2 separate regions of the Homo sapiens genome follow, and region 1 is linked to region 2. A link is a loop called in an ENCODE intact Hi-C map of the cell type or tissue named here. Cell type or tissue: endothelial cell of umbilical vein. All regions are shown on one strand. Links, peaks and the distances in the headings refer to the core of each region. The heading gives the core; the rest is flanking DNA.

Evidence for each region. Hi-C counts contacts between places; a loop is a spot of excess contacts. Peaks named below come from ENCODE experiments on the same cell type or tissue, not always from the same donor. Only the 100,000 strongest peaks of a DNase experiment are listed, where the experiment ranks them.
Region 1: a loop joins it to region 2, with 2.7 times the contacts of the local background. A loop is called at or near these places in 1 of 110 quality-filtered maps.

What each region holds. Positions count from the first base shown.
Region 1 is chr14:100,989,202-100,997,542 of GRCh38, reverse strand. MEG8 (maternally expressed 8, small nucleolar RNA host gene) reads right to left here. Exons shown (of 51, transcript NR_146000.1): 45 at 7,763-7,849; 46 at 5,978-6,052; 47 at 3,636-3,708; 48 at 627-657; 49 at 1-56. SNORD114-29 (small nucleolar RNA, C/D box 114-29) reads right to left here and starts at 7,452; the gene lies at 7,384-7,452. It overlaps SNORD114-30 (small nucleolar RNA, C/D box 114-30), which reads right to left and starts at 5,624; the gene lies at 5,554-5,624. It overlaps SNORD114-31 (small nucleolar RNA, C/D box 114-31), which reads right to left and starts at 4,307; the gene lies at 4,234-4,307. It also overlaps LOC124903422. RefSeq lists an enhancer at 8,237-8,341. In endothelial cell of umbilical vein, for the core only: no CTCF peak of the experiment used is centred there; no DNase peak of the experiment used is centred there.
Region 2 is chr14:101,094,442-101,102,782 of GRCh38, reverse strand. No RefSeq gene overlaps it. Among named protein-coding and RNA genes, the nearest start is that of LINC02285, 22 kb to the left of the region's middle. In endothelial cell of umbilical vein, for the core only: no CTCF peak of the experiment used is centred there; DNase peaks (open chromatin) are centred at 3,952 and 5,472; H3K27ac peaks cover 3,142 bases.

The DNA.
Region 1 (8,341 bases), core at 202-8,201, 110 kb after region 2:
AAAGGTCTTCATCATTACAGAATCACTGTAGTGATAAGTGTGTTCCTTCTATGGAACTGAAAGCAGATGGTGAAAAAAAGGAAAAATAAACATGTATTCTTTTATACCTTTAAAAATGTATACACAAAATATGCAGGAATATTCCTTACAAAAAGGGAGTGAAAATATCAAAAATTCTTTCAATTGATCCATGTTTCCCCCGTTAATTTGCTTAGCTATTTATAATTAGGTATTGATAAATTTGTGAAATTATTTATTTGTTTCTCTTAACAAGACAAACTTGAACTCACCATTCTCCCAGAACAAAAACGTTGACTATTACTATTCTTTGTCTATATGATACTTACCAAAAGAAGGAACATTCCTGATTTATTAATTTATTCATAAAACTCAGTGTTTTGGGATATTAAAAATATATAATTCCACAGATGTTCTGATTGGACTCATTCTAATTATTGGTGTGTAACACACTCTCATCCCTGTTCTTTTTTAATTCTGTATATAGATGTAGTCATTTATGCATTATTTTATAATACAATGAATACCTCTGAGTAAACACCCCACCAAAGGACAAGAACTTTGGGCATTATTTGTATAGGTCTATAGCCTTTTTCCCAGAGACTTACCAGCTAAGATCTTCACCAATGATAATCCATTCTGGAGGGTAGAATGCAAATGGTAAAAAGAATGAAACATCCTAAATTTTGACTGTGCTCTAATATTCTAATAAATGAAAGGAGAGCAAGTTTAGATTAATTTTTATAATTGGGTCATGCTCTTTTTACAACTGGCCAGAAAACCCTCTTTTTTGTCACATTAATTCAATTATTAATTTTGCATTTAAAATGGATGCCTTTGCAATTGCAACAAAAGCAAAAATTGACATGTGGAATCTAATTAAACTAATGAGTTTCTGCACAGCAAAAGAAACTATCATCAGAGTGAAGAGACAACCTACAGAATGGGAGAAAATTTTTGCAATCTATCCATCTGACAAAGGTCTAATATCCAGAATCTACAAGGAACTTAAGCAAATTCACAAGAAAAAAACCAACAACCCCATTAAAAAATGGGCAAAGGACATGAACAAACACTTCTCAAAAGAAGACATACATGCAGCCAACAAACAAGAAAAAAGGCTCAACATCACTGATCATCAGAGAAATACAAATCAAAACCACAGTGAGACACCATCTCCTACCAGTCAGAATGGTGATTATTAAAAAGTCAAGAAAAAACAGATGCCGATGAAGTTAAAGAGAAATAAGAATGATTTTACACTGTTGGTGGGAATATAAATTAGTTCAACCATTATGGAAGACAGTGTAGTGATTCCTCAAAGATTTAGAAGCAGAAATACCATTTGACCCAGCAATTCCATTACTGGGTATATAACCCAAAGGAATAGAAATCATTCTATTATAAAGATACATGCACATGTATGTTCATTGCAGCACTATTCGCAATAGCAAAGACATGGAATCAACCCAAATACTGGATAAGGAAAATGTGATACATATACACTATGGAATACTATGCAGCCATTAAAGGGATGAGAGCATGTGCTTTGCAGGGACATGGATGAAGCTGGAAGCCATTATCCTCAGCAAACTAATGCAGGAACAGAAAACAAAACACTGCATGTTCTCACTTATAAGTGGGAGCTGAACAATGAGAACACATGGACACAGGAGGGGAACAACACACACTGGCGCCTGTCAGGGGAGGGTGGGGAGAGCATCAGGAAAAACTGCTAATGCATGCCAGGCTTAATACCTAGGTGATGAGTTGATAGGTGCAGCAAACCACCATGACACATGTTTACCGATGTAACAAACATGCACATCCTGCACATGTACCCCAGAACTTAAATAAAATAAATGGACGCCTTTGAATCCAACATCTGAATCAAGAATGAGAGTTCTCTACAAAACACGTCAGCTTCAATGCCTCCACCCATGCACTCAACAACCTAAATCTTTGGACCTCCCATATGCACAATTAGATTCATCTAAATACTTGTTTCAGAGCAATTTCATACCAATGAACAGTGCTTGCTATCACTTCATTCACTCATTCACAAACCAATTTGGCGAATTATTCATTCTTTGTAAAGAAACAGAACATATGTAAACCCTCAGAAACCCAGAATGTGTCTGATACTGTGCGTCTATGTATAGCCTAATTATGCAAACACTTGTAAGAGCCAAAATACTTGCCTTAAGAAGAATACACTCTCCGGACCCAGTTACATCACAACCATCATTTCCAGACATGTTTGCTACTGGCCCTTGCTTTATCCTTTTTAGCTAATTGATTATTATTAACTTAAGCATTTGTTCATTATTAAGATAAAATCAGTATCCTTACACATGATCTAAACTACAGCATGGATCATCGTAGCACATGCATAGTTGATCATTACCAAAGTAATAACAGATGATGTCACTTTGTAATGGAATTTAGTGAGCACAATAGCTCTTGTTATAGAACAAATTATTGTCACTGGCCCTCTTTAAAAATAGCTTTCTATTTATATAAACAACATCCCTAGTTAAGGATAAGACAACCAGGAAACCAAAGACAACTCAATATAAACATGGACAGCTCATACATTTGTCTACATGTTTCTCATTCTGAGAGATTAAAAATCTGACACAATTCCCACTCCCTGAGCAATAGATCAGTACTGTGACTTGCTTCATTACACATGTTATAGTTGGTCCAGGTGTGGCCATGTTTTTATTCACTTATTTCTTTTACTTGAGTTCTTCACGCATTAATTCATTATCCGTGAATTACAAGAGCACAAGAATAGGGTAACTGATTTTTTGGGGGTTTTTTTTGTTTTTTTTTTTTCGAGACAGGGTCTCACTCTGTTGCCCAGGCTGGAATTCAGTGGCGCGATCTCGACTCACTGCAACCTCAACTTCCTGGGTTTAAGCAATTCTCCTGCCTCAGCCTCCCAAGTAGCTGGGATTACAGGCACTCGCCACCACACCCGGCTAATTTGTATATTTTTAGTAGAGACGGGGTTTCACTGTGTTGGTCAGGCTGGTCTTAAACTCCTAACTTTGTGATCTGCCCACCTCGGCCTCCCAAAGTGCTGGGATTAAAGGTGTGAGCCACCGTGCCCAGCCGATAACTGAATATTTTTAACTACTGTCTACAGGATCATTTCCAACTGATCAATAGGCTAGATTTCTTTTATATCGGAGCTTAAACTTCCTGACTCCTATTACTCATCATCCTTGACTCATACCCACGAGTCATCATCTCTGGGCCAGGCCACAGACCATCAATCATTTTTTTCATTTAGACTTTGTCTATTTCATTTATTTATTAATTTACTACTTTATAATAAAGAAATAGACATGAATCAGAAAAAAAATAGGACAAGAGCTGTGATAACCCTGTTGTCTATCTGTAGAGCAGTTCCTACAGAAATTAGACATGTTTCTTGAACTGACCTGATTGTTTCAAACATGCATTACTCAACAAAATGTTTCATATCAACCCCATGTTCATTTTGGGGACACGGTTAGTCTTCTTTAATTATATTTTCTACTTATTAATAATGCATTGACCACTCTTAAATGGCCCAAACCAAGACAAGAACTTTGACGATTACTCACATTTGTCTGTAGGTTCCTTAAAACAACCATAGAGCAAGTGGTCATGGCAGAATCAGTGCAGGGAGTGACTGTTCTGAGGATTACAAGGAAGAGCAGAAGACAAAATTTGAGATTTTCTATCCATTAATTTTTTCATTCTACCTTCCATTTACTCTGTCAGTTGGTATTTATTGATTTGTTAATATTTGCTTATTTCCCCCTTAATAAAATAAATATTGAACTTACAATTGACCCAGTTGACCTGAGAATTGACCTAAAAATCACATAGCCTTTGATAACTAATAATCAGTGCTATTGCTCTATCAGTGGCTCTATGATTCTTAGCCAGAGAGTTAAAAACCACTGGCCCATTTATTATCCATTCCAAATTAATTAATAGTATTTCTTTCCTTGCCACATATGTTAACAATTAGAATATGCCTCTCTCTCTCTTCATGTTTAATCATTCAAATCTTTGTTTGATTCTTTCATTAATTCATTTATATTAACACAATCACAATCCATGAACTGTAAAATTGGAAGCAAACAGCCTTGATATCACTAACATCTATCTAAAGGATTTTTTTCAACAGAGGAATAGATTAGATTTCTATTATATTGAACCTCAGAGTTCCAGGCACTTAGTATTCATCCTCCATGACTCACACACCACCGGCTGTCATCGCTTGCTCAAGCTTGGACCTCCTTTTCTTAATTCGTGTCTACGTGTTTTTATTGATTAATTTATCAGTTCACTAACAATAAAATAATTACCTAAGAGTCACAAAAACTTGTGAGTAAAATCCTTAAATAGCTCTTATATCTGTCTATGTCAATATTACTCACAGCAATACACCTCTTTCATTAATTAAATTCAATGTTTTCATTAGTTAAATTCAATGTTTTATATATATACATTAATCAACATAATGCTTTATATTAATCCTATTTTTACAAATGGGCCAGAGTTTACCTTCAATGATTGTATTTAACACTTCTTAATAATACTACGAATATCTTTTTTAAAAAACACTGAAACCAAGAATGTTGACTGTCACTCACATTGGTCTCCACACACCATATAACACATAGACGCAACCATGGATCTTACCATTAAAAAAGAATGATAAAATCAGCCAGAGTGTGTTTATTTTGAGGAGTACAGAGCACAAGAGATGATCAGAAAAGATTAAGACATTATCTGCATTACTCTTTGCATTCTATCTTCCACTGATTCAGTCACATAGGTTATTTGAGATAACATATATTTTATTTACTCTACATAGCCAGACAGTATCAGTCACACCACTGACACAAAGCATAAACATTCATTATTATTTACCACTGTCTATAACATCCCTAACTAAATAAATAACAACCTCATACCACTTATTTCCTAATGGTATTGGTGTTTTCAATATATATCATAGATTTTCTTCTCACTCTATTGCCCAGGTTGAAGTGCAGTGGTGTGATCTTGGCTCACCGCCACCTCCATCTCCCAGGTTCATGTGATTCTCCTGCCTCAGCCTCCCAAGTAGCTGGGATCACAGGCATACGCCGCCACGCCCAGCTAATTTTGTATTTTTAGTACAGATGGGGTTTTACCATGTTGCCCAGGCTCATCTCGAACTCCTGACTTCAGGTGATCCACCCACCTTGGCCTCCCAAAGTGCTGGGATTACGGGTGTGAGCCACCATGCCTGGCCATATCATAGCTTTTTTTGCCTCACAAATTATTTTTACAGTTAGAGAACGCTTAGTCGCATCCAACATACTTTATTTGTATATTTGTTTAGTGGTTCCTTCATTGATTGAATTATAATAATAGATTGAAAACTCGTGCTCACAAAGAGCAAAAACAAGACCCTTGCATATTCCTGACGTCTGTCTATAGGATCACTTCCAAAAGAGGGAAAACACTATATTTCTTTTCTGATGGACCTCAGAGTTCCAGATAGGCATTCACTGACGAAGACCCATCCAATACCAGTAGTCATGATTGATCCAGGATTAGCTCTGGTGCTCTTCATTCATTGTTACATTATTTATTACTTCATTAATTCACCATTAATAACTTTTAAACACTATCACTCACAAAACCCCAAGAGGAGCCTTGATATCTCTAATTTGTATATACACTCATCCTCACAATACCATATCCCCTCATTATTACCTTTCTTAATAATACAGGACATGCTTTTCATATAAGCATCCCTCAGTGTAACATTCCACATCCATTCCATATTTATCCCTGGGCTACTCATGGCCTTATTGGATTATATTTCATATTTTTTGTTAATGCACTATAAACCTTTAAACAAAACACCCAAGATGAGACAAGAACTTTGACTATTACTCACATTGGTCTCCAGCTTCTAGCACAGAGATGGACCATACAGCTCTTAACTATTAAAACCAGCTTCTGTGCTTCCATTCTGAGTACAGAGCAGAAGAGATGACAACAAAAATGAGACCTTCTCTCCATTGATCCTTGCTTTTCAAATATACCTCAAATTAATAAATGTATAAACATTTATACTCATTTATATGTTCATTAATTTGAGGTATATTTCATTTTTTTATGAATAACTGGCCAGATGTGGTGGCTCATGCCTGTAATCCCAGCATGTTGGGAGGCAGAGGCAGGTGGATCACTTGAGGTCAAGAGTTCAAGACCAGTCTGGGAAACATGGAGAAACCCCATCTCTACTGAAAATACAAAAACTAGCCAGGCATGATGGCACGCGTCTGCAATCCCAGCTATTAGGGAGGCTGAGGCACAAGAACTGCTTGAACCCATGAGGCAGAGGTTGCGGTGAGCTGAGATCGTGGCATTGTACTCCACCCTAAGTGATAGAGCAAGACTCCATCTCAAAAAGAAAGAAGGAAGGAAGGAAGGAAGGAAGGAAGGAAGGAAGGAAGGAAGGAAGGAAGGAAGGAAGGAAGGAAGGAAGGAAAAGAGAGAGAGAGAAAGAGAGAGAAAGAAAGAAAGAAAGAAAGAAAGAAAGAAAGAAAGAAAGAAAGAAAGAAAAGAAAGAAAGGAAGGAAGAAAGGAAGGAAGAAAGGAAAGAAAGAAAGGAAGGAAGAAAGGAAGGGAAAATAAAGAACTTTGGAATTGTCCCTGACCCAGAACTTGAATACGGTCAAAATTTATACTGTCTATCTCATTCAAAGAGGTAACAGGTATGCAAGATTTCTCTTTAGTTGTTACCAATTTCAGTATGTATTAATAGTGTTTTTTGTCTTTCCACATATTTTTATAGTTGGACAATCCTTAATCTTATCCTTTTTATTTTTTTCTTTTTGACACAGAATCTTGCTCTGTTGCCAAGCTGCAGTGACGTGATCTCGGATCACTGCAGCCTCCCAGGTTCAAGCAATTTTTGAAACCCGGGTTCAAGCAATCCATGTGCCTCAGCCACCCAAGTCCTCGGATTAGAGGCACATGCCGCCATGCCTGGCTAATTTTTGTATTTTTAGTAGAGATAGGGTTTCGCCACGTTGGCCAGGTAGGTCTCGATCTCCTGTCATCAAGTGATCTACCCGTGTTGGCCTCCCAAAGTGCTGAGATTACAGGTGTGAGCCACCATGCCCGGCCCTTATTCATCTTTATTTGTATATTTATTAACTGATTCTCTGATTGAGCCAATCATAAATGTAAAATAAAAATTCATAAACATGAAAACCAAACACATATACATTCTATTTTTTGCCATCTGTCTGTAGGATCATTTGAAACAGGAAATAGACTAGATATCTTTTGAGACAGACCTCAGAGTTCCAGACATGTATTCACTGTATATGACTCATGCTACCAGTAGTCATCATCGATCCAGGATTGGCCCTTCTTTTCTCTGTTATTTTCTACATTGTCTGTTGATTAATTCATTAATTTACTAATAATAACTTTAAACCTTATGACTCACAAAACCCAAAAAGATATCCCAAATAATTCCTATATTAATGTTTCATGAGTTATCCTGTTTTTCATATGTGAATTATCAATATAATACTTCTTTTGACTCCAATATCCCTCACTAGATAAAATTCACCATCTTTGATTATATTACATGTTTATTCACAGTACATTGAGTCCTCTTAAATAAACCACCCAAAGAAATGCAAGAAATCTGACTGTCACTCACATTGGTACACATGCTCCTTCCTAAGCATGGTGCAAACAGAACATGTGACCATGAAGAAGTCCTCAAATCAGAACAAGTACGTCCATTCTAAGTACAGAGCAAAGAAGATAATAACAAAAGAGAGGCATTTTAACTATCAATCCTTGCTTTTCACCTATCATTAGTTAGTCATCTAAGCTATCATTATTTGGAGTAAACTTATTTCATTTCCTCTTTAAAAAATGAACAATTTCAAGCTTACAATTAACCAAGAATTTGAACATTGTCTATAATTATCCTGTCTATATCACCATAGCCAAAGAGGTGACAGACATGTACATGTACTTCTCTTCAGACTTCACTATTTTCAATACATATTAATAGTGTTTCTTACCTCACCAAATATTTTTTACAACTGGACAATGATTAACCTTACTCATCTTTATTTATACATTTGTTTATTGGTTTTTATATTGGCCAATTACAAAAATAGAATTAAAACATGTAAATACAAAGACTAAAACCAAACTCATCTAATATTCCTGATGCCTGTCTAAAGGATTATATCAAACACAGAAAATGAGCTAGATTTCTTCTGTG
Region 2 (8,341 bases), core at 25-8,024:
TGTGCCTCTTTCCAGGCCAGGGCCTTGTCCAATCTGTATCTTAGTTTTTCCATCTGTAAAGTGGGCTGGGTCCATCATGGGGCTGTGGGAGGGCTCTGGAGGGAATGTGGACAGCAGTCTTAGCTCCCAGTCAACAGCCACATAGGATTCAGAAACCTGAACTGACCCAGTCTGGGGGACCATCTCCATTTGTCTCCAGGTCCCTGGTAGCCAGCACAGGCCAGTGTCCAGACTCCCTTAAAAATAGCCAAGGCCAGGCAAGGTGGCTCACGCCTGTGATCCCAGCACTTTGGGAGGCCGAGGCGGGTGGATCACCTGAGGTCAGGAGTTTGAGACCAGCCTGGCCAACATGGTGAAACCCTGTCTCTACTACAAATACAAAAATTAGCTGGGCGTGATAGTGCATGCCTGTAATCCCAGCTATTCTGGAGGCTGAGGGACGAGAATCACTTGAAGTTGGGAGGCGGAGGTTGCAGTGAGCCGAGATCGCGCCACTGCACTCCAGCCTGGGCCACAGAGTAAGACTTTGTCTCAAAAAAAAAAAAAAAAAAAAAAGCCAAACTCCCCTCTAACATTTATAAACCCCCATTTACATGTCAAGAAAAATTGAATTTGTGTTTCTGATTCATTTACAGTTAATTTGTGAATGGCTGTTCTACAAGAGATAGCTGGGTCCAAACACTCCAGGCTGCAAATACCCAAGGTTGCAAATGTCCAAGGCACAGTCTCGCCTCCCTTTAGGGACACTCCCAGGATGGCAGGAAGCTCCTCTTCGGATGGGGCCTGGGCATGGGCAGAGAGACAGCATGACAGCCACAGACTCCAACACAACCAGGCTCCTGGTCCACTGGGAGCCTCCTGTCCCAAGTCACGGCCACCGTCCCTCACATCAGCAGTTCTCCAGCTATCCATGACTGGCCAGGGAGGCCCCTCATGGATGGTGAGAATGGCAAGCCGGGGAGAGGCACTGTATGGGCAAAGATGGGAAAGTTGGCATGCCCTTGGATGTGGGCAGGTAGGCAGGTGGCCCATGGAGAGGACTGGCTCTCAGACCTGTCTCCTGGGATCTGTTTGCTCAGGCAACCATGACCAAGTATCACACCCTGAATGACTTAGGCAGCAGGAATGGATTGCCTCACAGTTTTGGAAGTTGGGAGTCTGAGACCAAGGTGTTAGCAGGCTGGGCTCTTTCTGTGGGCTGTGAGTTAGAACTTGTGCCAGGCTTCTCTCCAGCTTCTGGTGGTACACTGGCAATCTTTGGCATTCCCCACATGTGTGTGTAACTGTGTCCAAATTTCTCCTTTCCCCTTCTTTTTTTCTTGGCCTTTGGTGACAATTATCCATGTATTTTTATGAGTATATCACAGTTGTACATATTTTGAGGGTACACGTGGTATTTTGATACTTTTATAGAAAATAATGAGTAAATCAGGATTATTAAGATATCCATCATCTCAAATATTTATCTTTTTTTTATGTTGGGAATATTACAAATCTTCTCTTCTAGTTATCTTGAATAATATACACAAAAATTATTGTTAACTATAATTTCCCTACTGTACTGTCAAATACCAGAGCTTACCCCTTTGAAATTACCCCTTCTTGTAAGAACACCAGACACATGGGACTAGGGCCCACCCTAATGGCCTCATGTTAATTTGATTATCTCTGTAAAGACCCCATCTCCCAATTCCAAATGAGGTCACATTCCAAGATACTAGGGCTTAGGACTTCAACATATGAATTTGGAGGGCACAGGCTAGTCCATGACATTTCTCAACAGACTCATTGGCCTTGGTGGGGGGGGGGGGGTGCCCGGGTGACCACAGGTGTGTAAAGGGAAGGCATGATGAGCCCATGGACAGCAGAGAGAGTGGGAGCAGAAGGGCAGAGCAAGGCTGTGAGGCAGGGATGCCCTCAACAGGAAGGTTGTCAGAAGAGCCAGGAAGGGCCAGTGCAGAACTCGGTTTCATGAATGTGGAATGACCTAAGTTGGGGCAACATGGCAAGAGGTTAGCCCAGGTTGGGGGGTCAGACCTACCTGGGGTGGAGTCTCAGCTCTGCAGTATCTGCCCTCTGAGATGTCAGGCCTTTAACAGCTCAAGTTCAGTTTGCAGATCAGAGAAATGGGATGGTAACCACAGCTCACAGTGCATGGCAAACACTTGGCTCTTGACAGGGAACTCAGAACCAAGTCTGGACAGGAGAGCCAGCCTGGGTTTCTTCAGTGCAGTGTCAGGCCCTGGATAGCCCCTTTAAATCACTGAGTTAGAAATGGGGCTGCCCACTCCTATTCAATGAGTACTAGAAGTCCTAGCCAGAGCAATTAAGCAAGAAAAAGAAATAGAAGGCATACAAATAGGAAAGGAAGAAGTGAAAATATTTGCTGATTAAATTACCTTATATACTGATTACCTTGAACACTTCATCAAAAGCTGTTAGAACTAATAAACAAATTCAGTAAAGTTGTAGGATACAAGATGCAAAACTTAGTAGTGTTTCTATACACTAATAACAAATGATCTGGAAAAAAATTAAGAAAACAATTTCATTTACAATAGCTATAAAATAAAATATTTAAGAGTAAAAACTAGAAAATATTGATGAATGCAATTGAAGAAGATAAAAAAATTTTTTTTAAATCCTGTGTTCATTGATTGAAAATCAATATTATTAAAATGCCCATATGACTCAAAATGATCCACAGATTCAGTGTATCCCATATCAAAATTCCAATATCATTTTTCACAGAAACAGAAAAAATAATCCTAAAATTTACGTGGAACCACAGAAGACCTCAAATAGCCAAAGTAACCTTGACCAAAAGGAACAAACTCAAAGGCATCGCACTATCTAATTTCAAAATCTACTACAAAGCTACAGTAATCAAAACAGCATGGTACTGGCACAAAAAAAAAGACACATAGATTAATGGAACAGAATAGAGAGCCTAGAAATAGCCATGCAGAGCCATGCATTTACGGTCAATTCATTTTCAACAAAGATGTCAAGAACACATAATGGGAAAATGACAGTCTCTTTAGTAAATGATCTTAGGAAAGCTGGATATCCACATACAGAAGAATTAAATTAGACCCTCATCTCATATCATATATTATTACAAAGATCTACTCAAAACGGGTTAAAGACTTCAATATAAGACCTAAAACTAAAACTACTAGAAATAAACATAAGAAAAAAGTTTCACGACATTCGTCTAGGCAATGATGTTTTTGGATGTGACCCCAAAACCACAGGTAAGAAAAGCAAAAACAGACAAGTGAGATTACACCAAACTACAAAGCTTCTGCACAGCAAAGGAAACAATCAAAAGGGTGAAAGCAACCTAAGAAATGGGAGAACATATTTGCAAACCATACATCTCATAAGAGGTTAATATATAAGAAACTCAGCCCAACAGCAAGAAATCAACCTGATTAAAATTGGACAAAGGACTTGAAGAAACATTTCTCAAAAGAAGACATACGAATGGTCAGCAGGTATATAAAGCAATGCTCATTGTCACTAAATCATCAAGGAAATGCAAATTAAAACCACAGTGAGATATTACCTCACACCTGTTAAAATGGCTATTATCAAAAAGATGATGAAACACTTACCAAAAGTGTTGATGAGGATGTCAGGAAAAGGAAACCCTTGCACACTGTTGGTGGGATTGTAACTTAGTACAGCCTTTTGGAACACACTATGATTCTTCAAAAAACTAAAAATAGAACTACCATATGATCCAGGAACATCACTTCTGAGTATACATCCAAAGGATACAAAATAATATGTCAAAGAAATACATTACAGCACTATCCACATTAGCCAAGATATGAAATCAACCTAAGTATGCATCAGTGGATAATGGATAAACGAAATCTGACAAATATGTGGAGTCCTGATAAGATAAGTAAGCAACAGTGAGGAAGAGGCCCCAGGAGAGGGAGAGAACAATTGTTCTGGGAAATGGCTAATCACAGACAACCCACTGGCACAGCATCCTGTTCCCGAATACCTCATTCTGCACATAGCCCCAGCAGCACCACCTTATAAAACTTCCCTCCAGCCTCTGCTTCTTGGTAGACAAGCCCCTTCTCTGCTGTGCTGCCTGTTGCTCCCTTGAAACATACTTTCTCTCTAATAAACTTGTTTTCTTTAACTTACTGCTGTTTCAGTAAATTATTTCACTGCCCGCAACGCCAGCCCCAATCACCACCCACATCGCCACTGACAACAACATATACAAAGTGGAATACTATTTAGCTTATAAAAGAAGGAAATCCTGTCATTTATGAAATGGATGAGCCTGGAGGACATTATGTTAAGTGAAATAAGCCAGGCACAGAAAGACAAAGACTTCATGTTCTCACTTATATGTGGAATCTAGAAAAGAGGAACTCACAGCACCAGAGAGTAGGGTGGTGATTGCCAGGGGCTGGAGCGTTGGAACTGGGGAATGTGGAGATGTTGGGCCAAAGGTGCAAAGTTTCAGTGAGATGTAAGGAATACGTTTTAGAGATCTATTGCACAGCATTTTGACTATAGTTAATAATAATGTATTGTATATTTCAAAATTGCTAGAAGGGTTTATTTTAAATGGCCTTACCATAAAATATAAGTATGTGAGGTGATGGATTTGTTAATTAGCTTGATTTAATTATTTCATGTGTATGCGTGTATGAAAACATTGCAGTTTTCTAAAAAGTAAACTGAGGCACATAAAATTTTGAAGAGTTTATTTGAGCAAGCAATGATTCATGGATTGGGCAGCTCCAAACCAGAAGGAGTTCGGGACCTCCTCCAAGGGAATGCAAGAGTGAGGCTTTTACAGAACAAACATAGAAGAAAAGCAAAGAAAATATTTGATTTAAACACAGCTATGCCGTTGCATTTTTTGGTCTATCCTGTTGGAAAGTCACTAGTTATATAATTATAAGTTTGTTGGATACTTCTAATTGGTTGAGCTTAAGCTCTTTTTTTAAAAAAAAAAAAGTAGGTATTTAAAAGAAATAGCTTAAGTTTTGCTTATGTTTGCAAATAAAGCAAGGTTGAGGTCACTTATGAGACCTAACTGGTTTTGTCCTCTCAGGAATTCATCAGGCCCAATCTCCATCTTCACTTACTTTAACAACCCCACACCTCACTCCCCTTTGTTCACCCTCTCAGCATGCTGAGGGTGTGACCAGACAGCATAGCTTACTCTCAGCTGCCACTATTGATATAGTCACTGGAGCAGTCTTGTAGGCATTATCATTATCAACAGCTGCATTGGGATGTAAGGTCACGTTATCATTATTATCCAAAATTGAACATTCATTGTAAGACTTGAGTGGTCAGGTGGTTCAGGTCTCTAAATTGTCTAATCCTGATGGCAATCATTTGAGGTGTGAGTGGCTACTGGAAAGTATTTAAAATCCTCACAAGGATACAAGGACTACAGGGAAGTGAATACAATGACTAAGGAGAATGAATACAATGACTAAGGAGGATAATAGCCAAGAACTATTGGCTGAAAAATTCCCTGGAGCAGAGATCCCAGGAGTCAAGATTTAACCAACTGAATAAATCCAACGAGGAAGCAGTACCTATTTGATGAGAAATGTATTTGTTAATGAAAAGCCTTTTAATTTGGGGCAACGATTTCTAATTTATGGACATAGAAGCAACATTTTTTATTAAAACGAGCATAAACTACTTCTTCTTACCAGATCAAGAACTTCTATGGAAGTTAGCCTATGGAAGCTAAATTGTTCATTTCAGATTGTATTGCTTGAAGGAAATTCAAGCTGTCATCCTATGAGAGTAAACTAAAAACAAAGATTAATATTTGGAGTATACTGTGATCTTAGAGTTTGAGTCAGAAGGACAGCTAGTTGAGATTTCTAGATTTGAGTTTGAAACATCTTTAGAGGGGGGATGAGCATGGCAGCTGTAATCTAATGGATTTTCCTGATTTGCAGTTAGAATATCTCTGCTTATGTCATCAGATACTCCTCTGGTGAACTCTCCAAGTGACCCATATAGCAGCAGGCATGAACATTGCCCATAGATGGTCTGCTATAGTGATTTTTCTGAAGTTTAAAGTCCTCCAGTTTCAGCTTGCAGAGCTTAGGACAAAGGAACTTTTAGCTTTTTACTAAACTAGAAGAAATCGGAATTCACTCCCGTTTACAGATGGGTAATAAAACCTCAAAGAAAATGAACAGGACTAGAATTTGACCACAGATGCTCCATAGGTTTCTATTAAAATAGAATCTTTTTAACAGACACTCCCATTTTTACCAAAGGTAATTACAGTAAGATTTTTTTAATAAGTCCAGTTTCAATTAACTTGGCCTCATTATTTATGTAAGTGTAACAAGAATAGTAATTCTGTGTATTTTTAAAAATATAATATTTTAGTCGGTGCTTTGGTAGTATCTGTTGATGAAAAAAGCCAAACACTGTAAAATATGTAGAGACTTATTCTGAGCCAAATATGAGTGACCATGGCCAGCAACACAGCCTCAGGAGGTCCTGAGAACACGTCCCCAGAGTAGTTGGCTTACAACTTGATTGTATACATTTTAGAGAGACAGAAGTTACAGGCAAAGACATAAACCAACACATATCAGTGGTTCAGCTGGTAAACATGGGACATCTTGAAGTAGGGAGAGGGGCTTCCAGATCATAGGTGGAATCAGAGGTTTTCTGACTGGTAGTTAGTTAAAAGAGTTAACCTATTTGCCTGAAAAGTTGAAGTCAGCATAAAGAAATGCTTAATTTAAGATAAGGAGGGTTGTGAAAGCCAAGGTTCTCGTCATGTAGATGAAGCCACTAAGTAACAGGCTTCAGAGAGAATAGACAGTAAATGCCTCTTATGACGTTTACCTTAAAACCTACCTTAAATGACCTTAAAAGGTGTCAGCCTCTCTGAAAAAGACCTAGAAGGGGAAAAAGATTCTCTACAGAATGCAAATTTCCCCCCACAAAAGATGCTTCACAGGGCCACTTCAAAATATTTCAAAGAAAATATCTTTGGGCGGTAAATACTCTGATTCTCTACAGAGCCTGCTATCTGTCATACAACACTACAGCAGAGCCAGGTTGGAGTTAGATATTCTATTGCTACAAAGAGTCTGTTTTGTCAGTCTTATGTTCTCAATTTCAATGTTAATGCTGGTCAGTTGTGCCTGAACCCCAAAGGGAGGAGGGCATGACAAAGCAGGTCTGACCCCCCAACTTCCCATCATGGCTTGAACTCACATGATAAGGCAGGTCTGACCCCCCAGCTTCCCACCATGGGCTGAACCTGCATGACAAGGCAGGTCTGACCCCCCCAGCTTCCCACCATTGTTGTACCTGAGCAAGTTAGAGAAAACGCCACACTTTGAGACGAATTAAGAGTCCGTTTATTTAGCCGGCGGCCAAGAGACAGCTAACGCTCAAAGTTCTCTTGGCCCCGAAGAAGGGGCTAGATTTTCTTTTATACTTTGGTTTAGAAAGGGGAGGGAGTTCTAGTTAAAACAATTTTACAGAAGTAAAGTAGGCAAAAAAGTTAAAAGGATAAATGGTTACAGGAAAGTAAACAGTTCCAGGTGCAGGGGCTTTAAGACTATTACAAGGTGATAGACGCGGGGGGCTTTGGGCGTTATCAATCGGATGAATTCCTGGGAACTGCGGATATTGCTCGCCACAGTATCTTATCACTCTTGGATGTGCTGGGAGTCAGCTTGCAAAGGTTAAGTCCTTGAGGAAGGGGCTGCCAGTGAAAGAGCCAAGATGGAGTCTGTCTGGCTCTCTTAGCTGAGAGTCAATTCAGGTGGAAACAAGGCTAGGTGATTAAAGGGAAGGGAGAGTCTAAGAACAGGGTTAGTAAAAACAAGGTTGGGCATTACACCAGGGCCTGAACTCGTTTTTAAGGTTTCTTTGTGTTCCCCTTGGCCAACGGGGGCATCCATTCAGTGGGTCGGGGGACTGAGAATTTCATTTTCCTTTACATATTCAAGGAACTTTATTGATTTTCTATCAGTCAACTTTAGTTTTTTTAAAACTATCTGGTGAGGAGAAATGTCATATTAGACCTCTACAAACCTCTCTAAGCTAAGAAGCCAAGCCAAAGACTTTCCCAATTATGGCCTGTTACAAGAAGTACAGATTCTCCCCTCTGCCCCACTCCGAGATGGAGTCTCACCCTGTCACCCAGGCTGGAGTGCAATGGTGCAATCTCGGCTCACTGCGGCCTCCGCCTCCTGGGTTCGAGAGATTCTAGTGCCTCACCCTCCTGAGTAGCTGGGATTACAGGCATGCACCACCACCCCTGGCTAATTTTTGTATTTCTAGTAAAGACCGGGTT